2 separate regions of the Homo sapiens genome follow, and region 1 is linked to region 2. The links are chromatin loops, found by intact Hi-C in ENCODE. Cell type or tissue: HCT116. All regions are shown on one strand. Links, peaks and the distances in the headings refer to the core of each region. The heading gives the core; the rest is flanking DNA. Region 1 has its middle 39 kb from the start of NACA2. Region 2 overlaps BRIP1 (BRCA1 interacting DNA helicase 1).

What was found. Peaks named below come from ENCODE experiments on the same cell type or tissue, not always from the same donor. Only the 100,000 strongest peaks of a DNase experiment are listed, where the experiment ranks them.
Region 1: a loop joins it to region 2, with 4 times the contacts of the local background. A loop is called at or near these places in 5 of 110 quality-filtered maps.

The regions. Positions count from the first base shown.
Region 1 is chr17:61,547,890-61,556,236 of GRCh38, reverse strand. No RefSeq gene overlaps it. Among named protein-coding and RNA genes, the nearest start is that of NACA2, 39 kb to the left of the region's middle. In HCT116, for the core only: a CTCF peak has its summit at 4,877; a DNase peak (open chromatin) is centred at 4,886; H3K27ac peaks cover 5,053 bases.
Region 2 is chr17:61,832,770-61,841,116 of GRCh38, reverse strand. The region is part of intron 6 of BRIP1 (BRCA1 interacting DNA helicase 1); the gene reads left to right. Among named protein-coding and RNA genes, the nearest start is that of BRIP1, 27 kb to the left of the region's middle. In HCT116, for the core only: a CTCF peak has its summit at 3,717 (motif pointing right); DNase peaks (open chromatin) are centred at 3,716 and 7,356; H3K27ac peaks cover 1,253 bases.

The DNA.
Region 1 (8,347 bases), core at 116-8,115, 280 kb after region 2:
TTTCCCAGAAGAGGGTCTTTTCTCCTTTCCTTTTTCACTAACATTTTCTCAAATGTTTAACTGATTTGCACATGTTTTTCTACCTGTGGTTTTAACTAAATAGAACAGAGGAGAAAAATAGTTATCAAATGATGGTACAAGACTGTGGCTACCTTTTTTTTCTTTTAAGCAAAGCAAATTTTATAGTTTTTAAGTTAATACTTTTCATTTAGATAAAACAATCTCGAAATGATATTCTCACATACTAGGATTTTTAAAAGGTTAGACTCTGCCTTACAAACTATTCATTTAAACAATGTAGGTCCAGTCCAAGTGATATAGAAATTAAAAAAATTTTAAAAACCAATATATGGTTTGAGAGGGAAGCCTTGATTCGAATCAAATTGGACAAGTGTGTGTAAGGAAATATATGTCATTTTTAGCATTTTTGGGTACAGTTAAAGGAAATTCCTAAGCCAGTTTCTTTCTGAAATAGTAAATATATTGTGTATAAATTAGTAACCACAGTTAGAGGATACTCTATTTGTTTTCAATTAGAATTGGGTCTGCTTTTAATCTGGAATATAACATTCATCTACATTATACAAAAAGCAGCCACTTTTATGAAAATGAATCCTAAAGTATGTGTGTCAATATTCAACTATTAAGGATGTCTACATGTTTTTCTATCTGTGTTTTTAAGTTAAAAAAAAAAAGAACAGGGAGAAAAATAGTTATCAAGTGACGTTACAGAAAAAAAAATTGCCACCCACAGATGATCTTATCGCACTGATTCTTGCGAAACAGGTGTCTGAACTGATTTGGGAGCTTTGGTTTTATTTTTGTCAGTATTTAATTTCCTGCCATGCAGCTGCAGTTGGTGTTATGAGATTTATGCGATTAAGTGTGCAAAATGACAAACAAGGCTGTCTGGTGCTCGTCTTCCCTCTTTAGTCAACTAATCACCTTTGGATTCTGGGCTCTGTCAATGAGTGAGTCTCTCACACCAGTAAGCCGCATTTATCAATCTAAACATTTGATCTGCACTGACCGCATTAGTTGGAGGAGAGGTCTAAGATAAAAGTTGCAGTTTGGATTTAGGTAGGCATTTTATAATCCCAGGTTGGAAGTAGGTTCCTTGGTTAAAGTAAGCGTCTTTCTTTCTGGTTACGGTGACACCACAGTCCTGCACATGCACTTCGGTTTAGGTGGGAATCACAGCAGTGATGCCAAGATTTAAAGCCTCAAGAGTGGTAAACTGGTCAAGACCATCTCATCTCGCAGTAATGAGGTTACTTGGAATTCAGAATCATTTATTCTTGGAAGCAAAATGTTCACGGTGAAGGCTCAAGGCTTATACGAAATCACTCTGAGCTGATTTTGGGTGCAGTGGATCACACCTGTAATCCCAGCACTTGGGGAGACCAAGGCAGGTGGATCGCTTGAGGTTTGGGGGAGTTCGAGACCAGTCTTGCCAACATGATGAAACTCCGTCTCTACAAAAAATACAAACATTAGCCGGGCGTGGTGGCATGCGTCTCTAATCCCAGCTACCTGGGAGGCTGAGGTGGGAGGATTGCTTGAACCCAGGACGCAGAGGTTGCACTAAGCCGAGATTGCGCCACTGCACTCCAGCCTGGGGGATAGAGTGAGACCCCATCTCAAACACACACACACACACACACACACACAGGGGATAGAGCGAGACTCCGTCTCAAACACACACACACACAAACACACACACACACAAAACCATCCTGACACCAGTACTACAGTTTGCATCTTTCCCTTGCCCTTTACTTGACACACTTGAGGGATTTGAGGTGATTAACAGCTCTCTGTGTTCAAGGTGATGCCTGCCTTCCTGCAGGTACTATCATCTTAGTGTATTAGTGTAGTAATGACTGGGATTTAGGTAACACTGTCTTAAGGAAGATTGCAAAGTATTTTATGCTTGTTATCTCCTCCCCTTGAAGCACAAGCCAGGATTGTTCTTTAGAGCATTCTGGTGGGGAAACTGAAACGCTATTTAGAGGAGAGGACTTGACCTCGGTCCCACAGATACACAGTGGGAGGTATTTTGGGTCTCTGATCTCCCAATTGCTAACCTGCTATTTCTTCAACTCGATTATCATTTCCTCTCCATTTTTCACAGTGAATAGGAGCCATTAGCTTTTACATTTCACTCCAAGATTTTGTTTTTTGCAACAACAAAATCTCTGGACGGTGGGAAAATACATTTATGTGTACCGGCTTGCATTTGTATCATAGCATATGGGTCTCTGCATATGGTTTGCCTTTTTTTTTTTTTTTTTTTTTTTTTCTGAGACAGAGTCTCTCTCTGTCGCCCAGGCTGGAGTGCAGTAGTGCAGTCTCGGCTCACTGCAACCTCCACCTCCCGGGGTTCAAGCAATTCTCCTGCCTCAGCCTCCAGAGTAGCTTGGATTACAGGTGCCCACCACCGGGCCTGGCTAATTTTTATATTTTTAGTAGAGATGGGGTTTCACTATGTTGGCCAGGCTGGTCTTGAAATCCTGACCTCAAGTGATCCACTTGCCTCAGCCTCCCAAAGTGCTGGGATTATAGGCGTGAGCCACTGCTCCTGGCCGGTTTGGTATATCTTTTTAACAAAACAGCGTGTGACAGGATGGCCTCACTCTGAGTCCTGGAAGGCGAGGCACAGGAGCTGATGAATTTTCTTTGTATGGAGGCCCAAATGCACAATGCTGCCATGTTGTGAATGTGATTGGATAGTGTAGAGATGATGTAGGCCTTCTTTATATTTGGGGCTTCGCTTTCTCTTGTTGCCAGCTTTCATAGGATCCTTTCCTTCACCTGTCCCCGGACCAAACCTCACAATTCACATATGACTGTGGGAGTTGACTAAACTCTTTGTAATTCTATAGAATCCTTTATACAAAGCTGATTACAGCTTTGGTGCTTTGTGTACGACCAAGCCCTCTAACACCCAATTTCTTTTGTCAACATAAATCCTAATTTGAGAAACTTTCTTGTGGTAAAAACACAATCTGATGAAGACATGAATTTGGTTTGACTCACATTTGGCTTGGAAATATGTTGTTGATAAAGGATCCCCCTTAAGCGTATTTTTCAACACAGATATTTCTCACTCTGAATTGATTTTTTATAAAGGGAAGGGAAAGGGAGAGAAGGGACATTAGGAATATTGAACATTCATTTTGTATCCGTCTCTGTCTTACATGTTTTCACAAATCTAACTTGATCAAACATTTTTTAAAAAATGTTATTTCTCCCATTTGAACAGAGGAGAAAATTGAGTGAGAGGTCAAGTAACTTGAACAAGTTCCTTGGTAATAAACTAATAAATAGCAGGACCTAAATTCAAATCCTAGCATGTGGGACAGTTACTGGCCAAGGTATACCAGAGAGGTGCTTGGGTCAATTCAAACACTAATAATGAGTGTCATGGAAGTACTGGAATTAAATCTCACTTAAAGATCAAGTGCACTGGCCTGGCGTGGTGGCTCACGCCTGTAATCTCAGCATTTTGGGAGGCCGAGGTGGGCGGATCACGAGGTCAGGAGATCAAGACCGTCCTGGCTAACACAGTGAAACCCCCTCTCTACTAAAAAAATACAAAATAGCCAGGCATGGTGGCGGCCGGCTGTAGTCCCAGCTACTCGGGAGACTGAGGCAGGAGAATGGCGTGAACCCGAGAGGCGGAGCTTGCAGTGAGCCGAGATCGCGCCACTGCACTCCAGCCTGGGAGACAGGGCGAGACTCTGTCTCAAAAAAATAAAAAAAAATAAAAAGATCAAGTGCACTACATACCCAGCCATGGCCAGCCAGATATTAAATATAAACACAAAAGAAATCTCTTCCAATCCTATATCTTGTGGCATTTGAGATTACGTCTATAATCCCAGCACTTTGGGAGGCTGAGGTGGGTGGATCACGAGGTCAGGAGATCAAGACCATCCCTGCCAACATGGTGAAACCCCGTCTGTACTAAAAATACAAAAATTAGCTGGGCTTGGTGGCGGGTGCCTGTAGTCCCATCTACTCAGGAGGTTGAGGCAGGAGAATCGCTTGAACCCAGGAGGTGGAGGCTGCAGTGAGTCAAGATTGGGCCACTGCACTCCAGCCTGGCGAGAGAGAGAGACTCCGTAAAAAAAAAAAAAAAAAAAAAAAAAAAGACCAGACATGGTGGCTCATGTCTGTAATCCCAGCACTTTGGGAGGCCGAGGCGGGTGGATCACGAGGTCAAGAGATCGAGACCATCTTGGCCAACATGGTGAAACCCCGTCTCTACTAAAAATAAAAAAATTAGCTAGGGCATGGTGATACACGTCTGTAGTCCCAGCTACTCGGGAGGCTGAAGCAGGAGAATCGCTTCAACCTGGGAGGCGGAGGTTGCAGTGAGCCGAGATCGCACCACTGCACTCCAGCATGGTGACAGAGAGAGACTCTGTCTCAAAAAAAAGAAAAAAAAAGAAAGAAAGACAGGGAGAGAGGGAGGGAGGGAAAAAGAAAGAAAGAAGAATGAAGGGAGGAAGAGAGAAAGAAAAACGAGAGAGGGAAAGAAAGAGGAAGGAAGGAGAAGAAAAGAAAAGAAAAAAGAACAGAGTAAGAACAACAACAAAAAAAAAAACCTGTAGTAATCAGGCCCAACACAGACTCAAGCCAGAAGACAGCACTAGACCCTGGGCACACGGAGGTAGAGAAGTCCAGAAGGTGAGAGGAGACCTAAATTCTACCTCATACGCATTTCTGCGTAGGTTCCAGTGACACAACTATCCGTGTGCCTCTGAAAATAATTTCTGTACTTTGGGCAGACTGTAGATTGCCTATGCCTGGTTGATGTTTTTATTCCCTGAAAATTTAATCCTAGCAGTGAAGCCATTCATATTCTCAACAGTAGAGGTCCTCAGTACCATAGTTCTTCAGCAAAGATGCTGAAAAAAAAAATTCTCCAAACCTTGAATTATTTGGCGTTTATGGTTGCTTATGGAACTTAAGTCATTTTATGGATACAATTGTCTATTTTTTATGTCATTAATAAACAAAAAAATTTAGTCCTCATGGTCCGATCTTGGCTTAAAATTTCACAGTCTTTTGTAACAGCTGAAATAATGTGTCAAAAATCAGTTAACAGTGAAATAATTTGAAAAAATATATATAAAGCATTCTCTTAAAGCTTTGGGATAAAAAGACCATGAGAAAATGTTTAGAGAAGATGTTGAAATTTGTTGTGATGAAAGTAAACAGTGATTTTTTGGGAAAGATGGGGGGTGTTGGTTCTGTTTTTCTAAAAACTATCAATTTATGTCTTGTCTATTGTGTTTAGAACTATAGAGCTATAAGATACTTAGGGTTTTTTTGTTTTCTTTGTTTTTTGTTTTTGTCCCAGGGATATTTATTTGAATTTTCTACCTGTAAACACAATTTGCTAACAGCTCCATTTACCCTTTCTTTTCACCAAAATTTGACATTGTCCTTAATCCTCCCAATTCTTTATTCTCCATATAACAATCAGGAAATTTTATCATTTCTACCTCCTATATATTGCATGTCCCATTTTCCATCTCTCGGGCCCCCATTGCCCTAGTTTGGGTCCTTAACTTGGTTGTTATAATTTTCTTCTATCCAGTCTTCCTATTTCTAGTTTCATATCTTTTTAAACCATTCATTGCATATTTATAAAACTGTCTTCCTAAAATGCCATTTCCCTGCTTAACACTTCCAGTGGTTTTCCATCACTGCTGAACAAAGCACAAATTTCCTAGCATAGCCTGCCTGTTCCTTTATAACCTTGTCCCTAACTACCTCTCCAGCTCTATTGTTTTCTTCCCTTTTTACCATAGCCCTCAGATCTGTATTCCAACCACACACTGAACTGAACTACTAAGAGTTTCTCAGATGCATCAAATTGTTTCAACCTTTCTGTCTTCGCATGCTGTTTTTCTCCTGAATATTACTATTCTTTCTTCCCTTATTCCTTGTTTACCTGACCAGTACCTAATTCTTCCTTTAAGATCCAGGCCAAGTTATCTTTTGCATTGTAAAACATTTCCTGAACCTCAGGCATTACCTTCTTTGTGCCAACATTCTATATATTCTTCCACTGCCATAGACCCGGTAGTATACTAGCTATTTCTCCTGCTAAACCAATGATTCTCAGTGGTGACAGAGAGTGTGCTGGGGGCAGTGCAATTTTGCCCATCAGAGGACATTTGGCAATGACTGGATCCATTTTTTATTGTCACAGCAATGGGGTGGTGGTGGTGCTACTGGCATCTATTGGGTAGAGGCCAGAGATGCTGCTGAACATCTTCTCATGGCCAGGACAACCTCCCACAACAAAGAATTATCCAGTCAAACATGGGTAGTACCAAGGTTGGGAAACTCTGTGTCAGACCTTAAAATTGTATCTTTTTAAAAAACTTTGAATCCTTAGAACCTAGAACAATGCCAAGCAAAAATTAGGCACTAAATAAATATTGGTTGAAGGAGTGAAAAATTCCATAGAGTTATCTAAAGGGAATCCATTCAAGGATTTTAAAAATATATTATTTGGAAAAATAACCAGAGCCCAAATTCAATCACATTCAAAAGTATAATTTGACATTTATCTTAAAATTTCCTTAATAATGCATAGAAAGACTAGATTAAGATTTTGAACTGATTATATGCCTGTTTCTCCCAAAAAAGTCATAAAATGTCAAAAAACAAGAAAAAGTCTATCAGATTACATATTTTGAAGAACTCCTGAAAGAGACCATAGCCGATGGAAGGGAGGAAATAATCAAAGAAATAATAGAAGAAAATTTCCCAGGTCTGAAGGCAGATGGAAAGGGCCTGCATCGTGGGCTTACCTCAAAATACCAAGAATAAAGACAGGAAAAACCATCTACAAAAGCGTAGATTTTACATTGGCATTTCATGTCTAATTACTAGGACTAGATACCAAAATTATATTGAGATGAAATAATAGCTCAATATAATGAGGGAATATTATCTTAAAACTAAAATATTATTCCTAGTTAATTAATATTTACATAGTGAGACAAAAATTAAGACATTTGCAGACACAGTAAGACTTAGAAGTTTACCACCCACAAATTTTCTCTTTAGAGAATTACTAAAAGACATAAGCCATCCCAACCCCTGCCAAAAAAGGAATTCAGAGGACTATAAGAGATATCAGAAACAAACGGTAAGCAAAGAAGTAAAACCTAGAATAAGTCTGATGATATTCAAGCATAATGAAAAATAGTTAACAACAACCTGGAACTAAAGTACCAGATGACTTCAATGTGTGAAGTAGAAGAAGAAAGACAAAAGTACAAGAAAGAAGATGAATGTTTGCTAAGATTCGTGTTGGGGCCAAGAGGTGCCTAGATATATACACAAATGATTTTAAAAAGAGAAAAATTAGAAAGCTTAATGTAAAATGTAAAAGAATCCATTAGGAAAATGGAATATATAGTTTCCAAAACAATAAATAAAGGGAAAAAGAAGAAATAAATAAATCCAACAGAAGACAATAAAAAAAGAAACAATAGTAAATAGAAAACATAAAGTGAGGTAGCAAGATTAAGTCAAAATATACCGGTATTCTTAATAAATGTAAACCTGTTAAATTTTCCAATTAAAGGACAGAAAATCCAATTAGGTTTTAAAAAAATCTTGTCATATGTTATTTACAAGATTCATATATAAGATAAAATGATGAAGAAAAGTTTGAAGTGAAGAAATGGAAAAATCTATCCCAGATAAATGTTAAAATAAGGAAGCAGATATAGTAATATTAATTTCAGACAAAATACTAGTTTTAGTGTAAAAGATGAAAAACGACAAAAGGGACAAGGATTTTTCATTTTGGTAAAAATATAATCCATCAAGAAGAAATAAGAATTTTGAACTTTTATGAACAAGAACATAGCTTTAAAATATACATTATTCAGTAACAATTGACAGAAATACAAGAAGAAATTCACAAATCCATAATTAAAGTGTAAGAGTCTAACAACTCTCTCTGAGAAATCAGATGATCATGTACACACACAAAGTAAAGACATAAGGATTTAAACTAACAATCAAACAAACAAATCTAAACAATACACATAGAACATTATACCCAGGAAAAGCATAATACATTTATCTTCAAACATCCATGGAAGATTCTCAAAATTCAGCCATGTATTAAATTGTAAGGGAAATATTAATAAATACCAGAAAAACAGAAATCTTATGTGACATGAATTTCCAATCACAATTCAATAAAATTAGTGATTAGTAATTAATAAAGGATATTTTCCCCAAAAATCTCTCTACGAGAAAAAAATTAAACATCTTTAATGTTATTCCATCAAATTACAAACTA
Region 2 (8,347 bases), core at 123-8,122:
TAGTAGTCTTATAGTTTTGGGTCTTATGTTTAAGTCTTTAATCTATTTTGAGTTGGTTTTTGTAGATGGTGAGAGGGATCTAGTTTTTTCCTTTTGCATATGGACATCCAGTGTTCTCAGCACCATTTATTGAAGAGGGAGTCCTTTCCCCGATATGTGTTCTTGGCATCTTTGTTGAAAATCAGTCAACTGTAAATACCTGGATTTACTTCTCGGTTCTCTATTCTGTTCCATTGGTCTATGTGTCTATTTTTATACTAATACCATTCTGTTTTGGTTACTATAGCTTTGTGTAGTACATAGCGTGGTGCCTACAGTTTTCTTTTTGCATACTATTACTTTGGCTATTCAGGGTCTTTGTGGTTCCATATGAATCTTAGGATTGTTCTTTCTATTCCTGTAAAGAATGTTATTGGTATTTTGATAGGGATTACATTGAATCTGTAGGTTGCTTGGAGTAATATGTAGTTCTTATTTTCATTTTATTTATTTGGTTAACTTTTTTAGAGACAAGGTTTCGCTATGTTGCCTAAGCTGCTCTCAAACTCCTGGGCTTAAGCGATCCACCTGCCTTGGCCTCCCAAAATGCCAGGATTATAGGTGTGAGCTACTGCACCTGGCCTTGTAGTTCTTATTTTTAAATGCTGCTGAAAGCTATTATTAATGTTATTGTTGATAATACTGATCAACATTATAAATTTTGAGGAGTTAGGTTTAGAGTTTAGTAGAAAATTCCTTTTCTTTTTTTTTTTTTTTTTTTTGAGACGGAGTCTCCCCTGTCACCCAGGATGGAGTGCAGTGGGCGATCTCGGCTCACTGCAACTTCTGCCTCCTGGGTTCAAGTGATTCTCCTAAATCAGCCTCTTGAGTAGCTTCTCAAGTAGCACCTGACACCACGCCCAGCTCATTTTTGTATTTTTAGTAAAGATGAGGCTTCACCATGTTGGCCAGGCTGGCCTTGAACGCCTGACCTCGGGTGATCTGTTTGCCTCGGCCTCCCAAAGTGCTGGGATTACAGGCGTGAGCCACGGAACCTGGCCAAAAATTCTTTTGATATCTGTTGAAGATGTTTATGGCTGAAATCTTTTGAGTCTAAACCGCTTGACCATAAGCACATCTACTGTGCCCTTGGTTGAGTACCTTAATTTTAAGCCTAATGCTTTGATTGATTTCTCCTTTTGGTTATGTAGTATGCTGATATATGTTGATCATTGATTATGGTCTGCTCATTGGTAAAATATAGCTGTATCTATAATTGTATATCTGTATCTTTATATCTGTTTTATTTTTAAGCTAGAAATTGCATATTTTCTTCCTTGGCTTTAGGTGGTATAACTCTACATATCTCTAGAAATGGAATAATTTTTCATAAGTGGGTGATTTATTACTCATAACATTAAGATATAGGCCTCTGACAATTTCTCATAAGTCTGAAAACTTCTTGAACAAGTTAAATCTCTCAATTAAATCTAGTCCCTCAAATGATAACATTTCACTAGTGTGACACTGAATTTTTGTTTGCAAGAAGATGTAAGAGATATATGTCATACTAATTAAACATGCATAAAGTAAATTTAACAGACATCAAAGCACTTTTGCAATGCAAAGAACATATGGTTGAGCTCTAATATTTGTTTCTTTTCATGGTAGTCTATGATGAAAAACATGACGTATAAAGTAATTTTATGTGCTTTCTGAAAGGTTATGGGAAAAAAAAACCCAAAAATACATAGGTAAAATGATTTGTATTTTCAACTTTATTTTTTTCTTCCTAACATAAAAATAGGATAAGTACTTATAATAGAAATATAATTATTATAAAATGTATAGTTTTAGTGAGCATGAATGTTTCTCCTTTTTGTATGTTAAGTAAATTTTTAGTAAATTTCTCATGGATTTCTAGCATTAAATAATACATCTAGGTTTTCAGAGAACAAGGACTAATTATTTCCAAGAATGTAATATAAGAAAAAATAATGGGGATATGAGTAGAGGTAATTTATTTAAAAAATGGGATTTTTGGGTGTCATAGGGGAGTAAATATTTTTCCTTGTAGGAAATTACTTTGGTTTCTGCTGTAACATTTCTTAGTCTTTGCAAAGTGACTTATTATAAATCATAAAAGTATTTTCTGTAGATTTTGGGATAGGTGGTTTCATGAAAAGTAGAAGAAAAATAGTTTCATGTGTATTAATGTCGTAAGTTTTAATATTTATTATACAGCAGCTTTTGAAATGAGTTTATTGCCAAAACTTTTGGATAAAGTAATTGAAAAAAAAGTAGTCCATATATTAGAACTTTTCTTATGCTGACAGATCATATGCCTCACTTTTTTTTATATTTTTTTATTTTTGCTTTTTTCTTCAGACCAAAATGCCTCACATTTTATCTGTTGTATTTTAATCTAGACCTTGTAATAATCTTGAATAAGGTAAATTGATAGACTTGGGTAAGTAACTTTTTTGTGAAAACCAGTTCCTTCATATGGAAGGAAAAAGAATGGGAGACTAGATTTAATGATGCTTTATTTATTTATTTATTTATTTATTTATTTATTTATTTATTTATTTTTTGAGAGGGAGTCTCGCTCTGTCGCCCAGGCTGGAGTGCAGTGGCGCGATCGGCTCACTGCAAGTTCCGCCTCCTGGGTTCACACCGTTCTCCTGCCTCAGCCTCCCAAGTAGCTGGGACTACAGGCGCCCGTCACCACACCCAGCTAATTTTTTATATTTTAGTAGAGACAGGGTTTCACCGTGTTAGCCAGGATGGTGGCTCACTCCTATAATCCCAGCACTTTGGGAGGCTGAGGCGGGCGGATCACGAGGTCAGGAGATACGTTATATCTAATTGAATTCTAACACCTTTAAATTCTAAGGACGCTTTTCCTATCTTGCTTTTTATTATATGATACTAGGGAGTACAGTATTTTTTAAATAGAAATATTTATTTGGATTCATAAATTAATGGTTTAATTCTCATCCCTGCAAAGGTGTGTCTTAGTCTTCACGTTTTTCAAATCTGCAGTTGCATTACTTTTGACAAACCTTCTTCCATAAATTAAATGGTAAATTAGTTTGATGATTTCTGTTTTCCCCTGAATTTGACATTAAACTTTTTAGGTTCTTCAAATTTTCTTAGTTTTTATGAAAATCATTTAGTTTCCACCTAGTGGATTGGAGAAGTAGATTGTTGTCTCTTTATTTTTCTATCATTTCTAGTCTCCTAACTCTCTTTTCAAGTCGGAAGATAGTGTCAGTACCTTTTCTTATATAATTAACTTTCTGGTGTCCCCTGCTTGATCCCTTTCCTTACAGTTCAGATTTATTTTCTTAATCTGACAATTCATATGTCAAAGTTCTAGTGAAGCATCTGTCTCCACATGGTCAAAATATAGTTAAGAAAAACATTGTTTTTTAGAATAGTATGTTAACGTTTTGATATTACTTTGTTCTATCATTCATAATCATTTTCTCTAGATTTATTTATATTCTGTTCTTTTTTTAGTAAATCCTCACAATAGCCAGGGTTGTCTTCAGATATATTCTTATGCTTATACCTGCTTTTTATTTATTCATTAAATAAATGCTAACATTCTTTATATACTTTAATTAAAGTAATTATATTTGATTTAATGTAGCAGTAGCATATTATTTTAATTCATAACTTGGGCCTGGTGTGTGGAAGACACTTGGGTCCAGCAGAGTGCGCTGTTGACCTTCTTACAAAGTGTTAACACTGGGGCGATCCTTAGGCTATTTTTCTTCCTTTTTCTTCCTCCCATACCCCATTTTTATTTCCTTCCTTCCTACCCTTCTTTCTTTTACTTTATGGTTTTAATTTACTTTTATTTAAAATAGCTATTTAACATAACTGCATATATATGCTGATACTGGTGCTTACTGTGTTATGTGCCAGACACTCTGCTAAGCACTTTAGAAATATTAATTCACCTGGCAAATACAGGTTCATGTGAGTTGATGCTTATTGTCATGTTCTTTTAACTTTTCTTTGGGTTTGACAGTTTTCAAAATAAAAGAATTTAACTCAATCTTTATAACAACCGTATCAGGAAGGTATTAATATTTTCCGCAATTATAGCTGAGGAAACTGAGCCACAGAGTATTTGAATAACTTGTTCATGTCACAAACCTGGTGAGTAGAAGCTGGATTAAAACCCAGGCAGTCTGGCTCTGGAATTGATCCTCTAAACCACCTCACTATTCTGTCTCTGAATAAACTCTTCCAGATGACTTTTTGATGACAGTTCATTTTTATACTGTTACAGGTCATATTATATGCATTACCATGCAGGTTATTTATTCAAGATTCGTCCCTTTTTTAGTGTCTCAACACCAAATCTAAGCATTTACAATGCTTACCCAAATTTATAATTATTTATTTATTTGTAGGTTTAACTGTTTTTTGTTTTGTTTGTCTCATTACCAGACTGACCATAAGGACAAGTGTAATGTCTCTTTTTTTCAGTTTTTTATAACCAGCATCTGGCACAGAGCCTGCACCTAGTAGCTACTTGTATTATTTGTTGAATAAATGAATGAAAAAAATGGCCATAGTTAAGTAGATGTATGATTCACCACTGTTTCTTGTAGCTTACAATTTTTACTCAGATCCTTATACCTAAGAGGGTATGACAGTATTGTTAAATACAGGTGACTTAATGCAGATTTAAAAATAGTTTTTGGCCAGGCATGATGGCTTATGCCTGTAATCCCAGCACTTGGGGAGGCTGAGGTAGGTGGATCACTTGAGCCCAGGAGTTTGAGATCAGCCTGGGCAACATAGCAAGACCCTGTCTCTACAAAAAACAAACAAACAAAATTAGCTTGGTGTGGTGGCTCATGCCTGTGGTCCCAGCTACCAGGAGGCTGAGGCAGGAGGATTGCTTGAGCCCGGGAGGTAGAGGTTAAAGTGAGCTGTGATCATGCCACTGCATTCCAGCTTGGGTGACAGAGCAAAACCTGTCTCAAAAAAAAAAAAAAAAAAAAAAGAGTAATAACATTTTTTGAAAAACCTTTAACATTATAAAAACCAATACAGAATAAAAATTAAAATGTTCTCCCTTATGTTAACCCCATCTCCCTTTCTGCTTTCCAGAAGGAAACACCATGAACACTTTCATGAGGATCTTTCTAGATCCGTTTCTATAAATTTATAAGGATATTTTTAATAGTTCTTTTACAGTTTTGTTTGTGCATTTAACTCTCTTGTTTATGGGATTTATTTTCATGCATGTATGAGGTCAGGCTCTAATTGCATATTTTCCCAAATAGTTGATCAGTTGTCCCAGTGTCACTTAATCATTTTTCCAGTTTTGAAGTTTTGCTGTTATCATGTACTAAATTGTTATATGTACTTGGATTGGTTCCTGGACTTTTTTTTCTCTTTAATTTTTTTTTTTTAACAGTATGTGTGAAAAAATATGTCAAAGAATTCCACTTGGCTTCAAACAGAAAAGCAGTAGACCCCTGCCCTAATTCTATTATTCACCAATTCCCACTATCTGAAGTAAATAATTTTCAATTATTTATCCTTTGTATTCTGATAGTTTTTGAAGTAGCATGCATATTTTGCTTTTCTCTTGAGTTTTCGGTTTTAGATACTTTCTGTTGTCTTCCTCCTATTCTTTTCTCCTTTCTCATTACTTCTACCCTTCAGCCTGCCAGCATTTGGTATTTGTATTGTTATAATTCTATAAATATTTAAACTTATTACAGTTCTTTCCCCAAACCAGTATTTATTTTTTTTGGTGCTAGTAGTTGTCTTGTCCTTTGCTTAGTTTCCTATGTACCTGTAACTATTTATCTCCAAACTCTCTGTTAGAAAGTAAAATCTATCAGTTCATTTAAATACATCAGGTCAAGATGTCCATATTTTTAGACTTTCAATATTTAGTGGAAATAATGAAAAATACTCTTTTATATTGAATTAAATTTTATATTTCTAAATAACTTTTTTCTGAATATAAAAGCATCATCTAAGAGAAAATTTGGGAACCACCAAAATGTGTACTTAAATTATTAACATTAATCCTTAATTAAACTGTCTCCTCAATATCAACCCCTGATATTCTGCCTGCTGTCTATTCTTAAGTGCGCACATGTGCGTGCACACACACATGCAATGTTATCTGTTGCTGTAACAAACCAACCATTTATTTAGCTTACTGTTGTGGGGGTCAGCAATTTAGGGTGGGCTCAGCTGGGCATTTCTTCTGCTGATCTCAGGTGGCCTACTCATGTGTCTGTGGTCAACTGCAGGTCAGCTGTAAGTCAGCAAGGCAGCCCTGCTTCAGGGAGTTGATTGGTAGTCAGCTGGGACCATGAGGTGGGTCTCTCTCATCATCTAGCAGGCTAATTCTGGTTTATGTATATGGTGGCCTCAGGGTTCCAAGAGCAGCAAGAGAACAAGCCCCAGTGTACAAATGCCTTTTGAGTCTGTTTGTGTCAGGTTTGCTAATGTTCCAGTCACCAAAAGCAAATCACATGACCAAATCCAGACTCAAGGGGTAAAGCTCACATCTTGGTAGGAAGAGCTACAAAGTAACCTTGAAAGGGAGCTTATATACAAAGATAAGTAGAATTTGTTGCCATTTTTGTTACGTAGTATATATTACATATATACCCAGTATCAACTGAGTATATATGTAAACATTTCCACCATAGAGAACACTACTATGTTTTCTCCAGGCTCTCAAAAAAATCGTAATTATTGGGCCGAGCGTGGTGGCTCACTCCTGCAATCAGGTGTTGTACAGAGCTCAACCCCTGTAAAGGGGTTGATACTGTAGTATATATTACATATATTTGTTATGTAGTATATATGACATATATTACACATATATTACATATATACTCCCTCCCCACACACAAAATTAGGATTATAGTATATAGCTTTTATTTTTCACCTAATATATCACGGTCATAGTAAAATTTAGCAGGTCTATTTTGATGGATACTTTTTTGTCGTAATCTTTTTTCCTATGCCAGTGGTTGGCAAACTATGACCCATGGGCAGAATACAGCCTGCTGCCTGCTTTTATAAATAAAGTTTTTTTGAACGCATTTTACATTTGTTTATACATATTGTCTGTGGAACTTTTGCGTTATAACAGTAAAGTTGAGTAGTTGTGACAGAGACCATATGGCTCACAAAACCTAAAATATATACTCTGTCTATTTATGTATTTTTCTTTTCTTTCTTTTCATGTTCAGCCAGCAGGAAAATCTCTGGCCTTTTAGAGAAAAAGTTTGCCAGCCCGTTCTATACTATTGTAATCTTGGTTAAGTTAGGCCAGAGGTTAGTGGAGTTAGTGTGAATCTCTTGCCTTGTCTGCAAATTTGCCTAGGGGTAGGATGATAGAATGGATGACTAATTGCTTGAGTATGTCCTTCAGCTCCAATAATTATGGCTTTTTTTTTTTTTTTTGAGGTGGAGTCTTGCTTTGTCACCCAGGCTGGAGTGCAGTGGTGCAGTTTTGGCTCACTGCAACCTCCACCTCCTGGGTTCAAGCAATTCTCCTGCCTCAGCCGCTCGAGTAGCTGGGATTACAGGTGCCTGCCACCATGCCTGGCTAATTTCTTTTATTTTTAGTAGAGACAGGGTTTCGCCTTGTTGGCCAGGCATGTTTCGAACTCCCAACCTCAAATGATCCGCTTGCCTTGGCCTCCCAAAGTGCTGGGATTACAGGAGTGAACCACTGTGCCTGGCCCAGTAATTATAATTTTTTGAGAGCTTGGAGAAAACATAGTATTCTCTATGGTGGAAATGTTTAATTCTCAAAAGTTTCAAATCTTCTTTATCATATTGAGTGAACTTGGTGAATATTTCAGAGAAAGTTGACAAAATTCAGCCACTCCTCTAAGTTTTCTTGATGTGTAGATACATTAATGAAATAAATATGTATAGCAACCCATCCGACATGAGTGTAGCTATTCAGTGGTGATAGTATCTGCAATTGTCATGTAGAACGTTTTCATTCATGGATACTGGGTGTGGAAAGATAACTTTACCTTTGAAAACTACTTCGTTAATTGACCAACTGTCTGCCCAGTAAATTTATCTTTCGGTTATTTTAGCTTTTTAAAAGTTTGGCTGTCACAAAATTATAGAGAAATTGGAAGTACAATCCAAATATCTTTTTTTATTGAGCCATTTAAGAGTATGTTGTTGCCCTGATGTTCCCTCACCCTGAAATACTTTAGTGTCTATGTCTTATAAGCAAAGACATTCTTATACATAATCACAATATAACCATAAGAATCAGGAAGTTAAAATTGATTCATTGTTGCCATCTAATACTCAGAACCGGTTTAAATTTTAGCAGTTG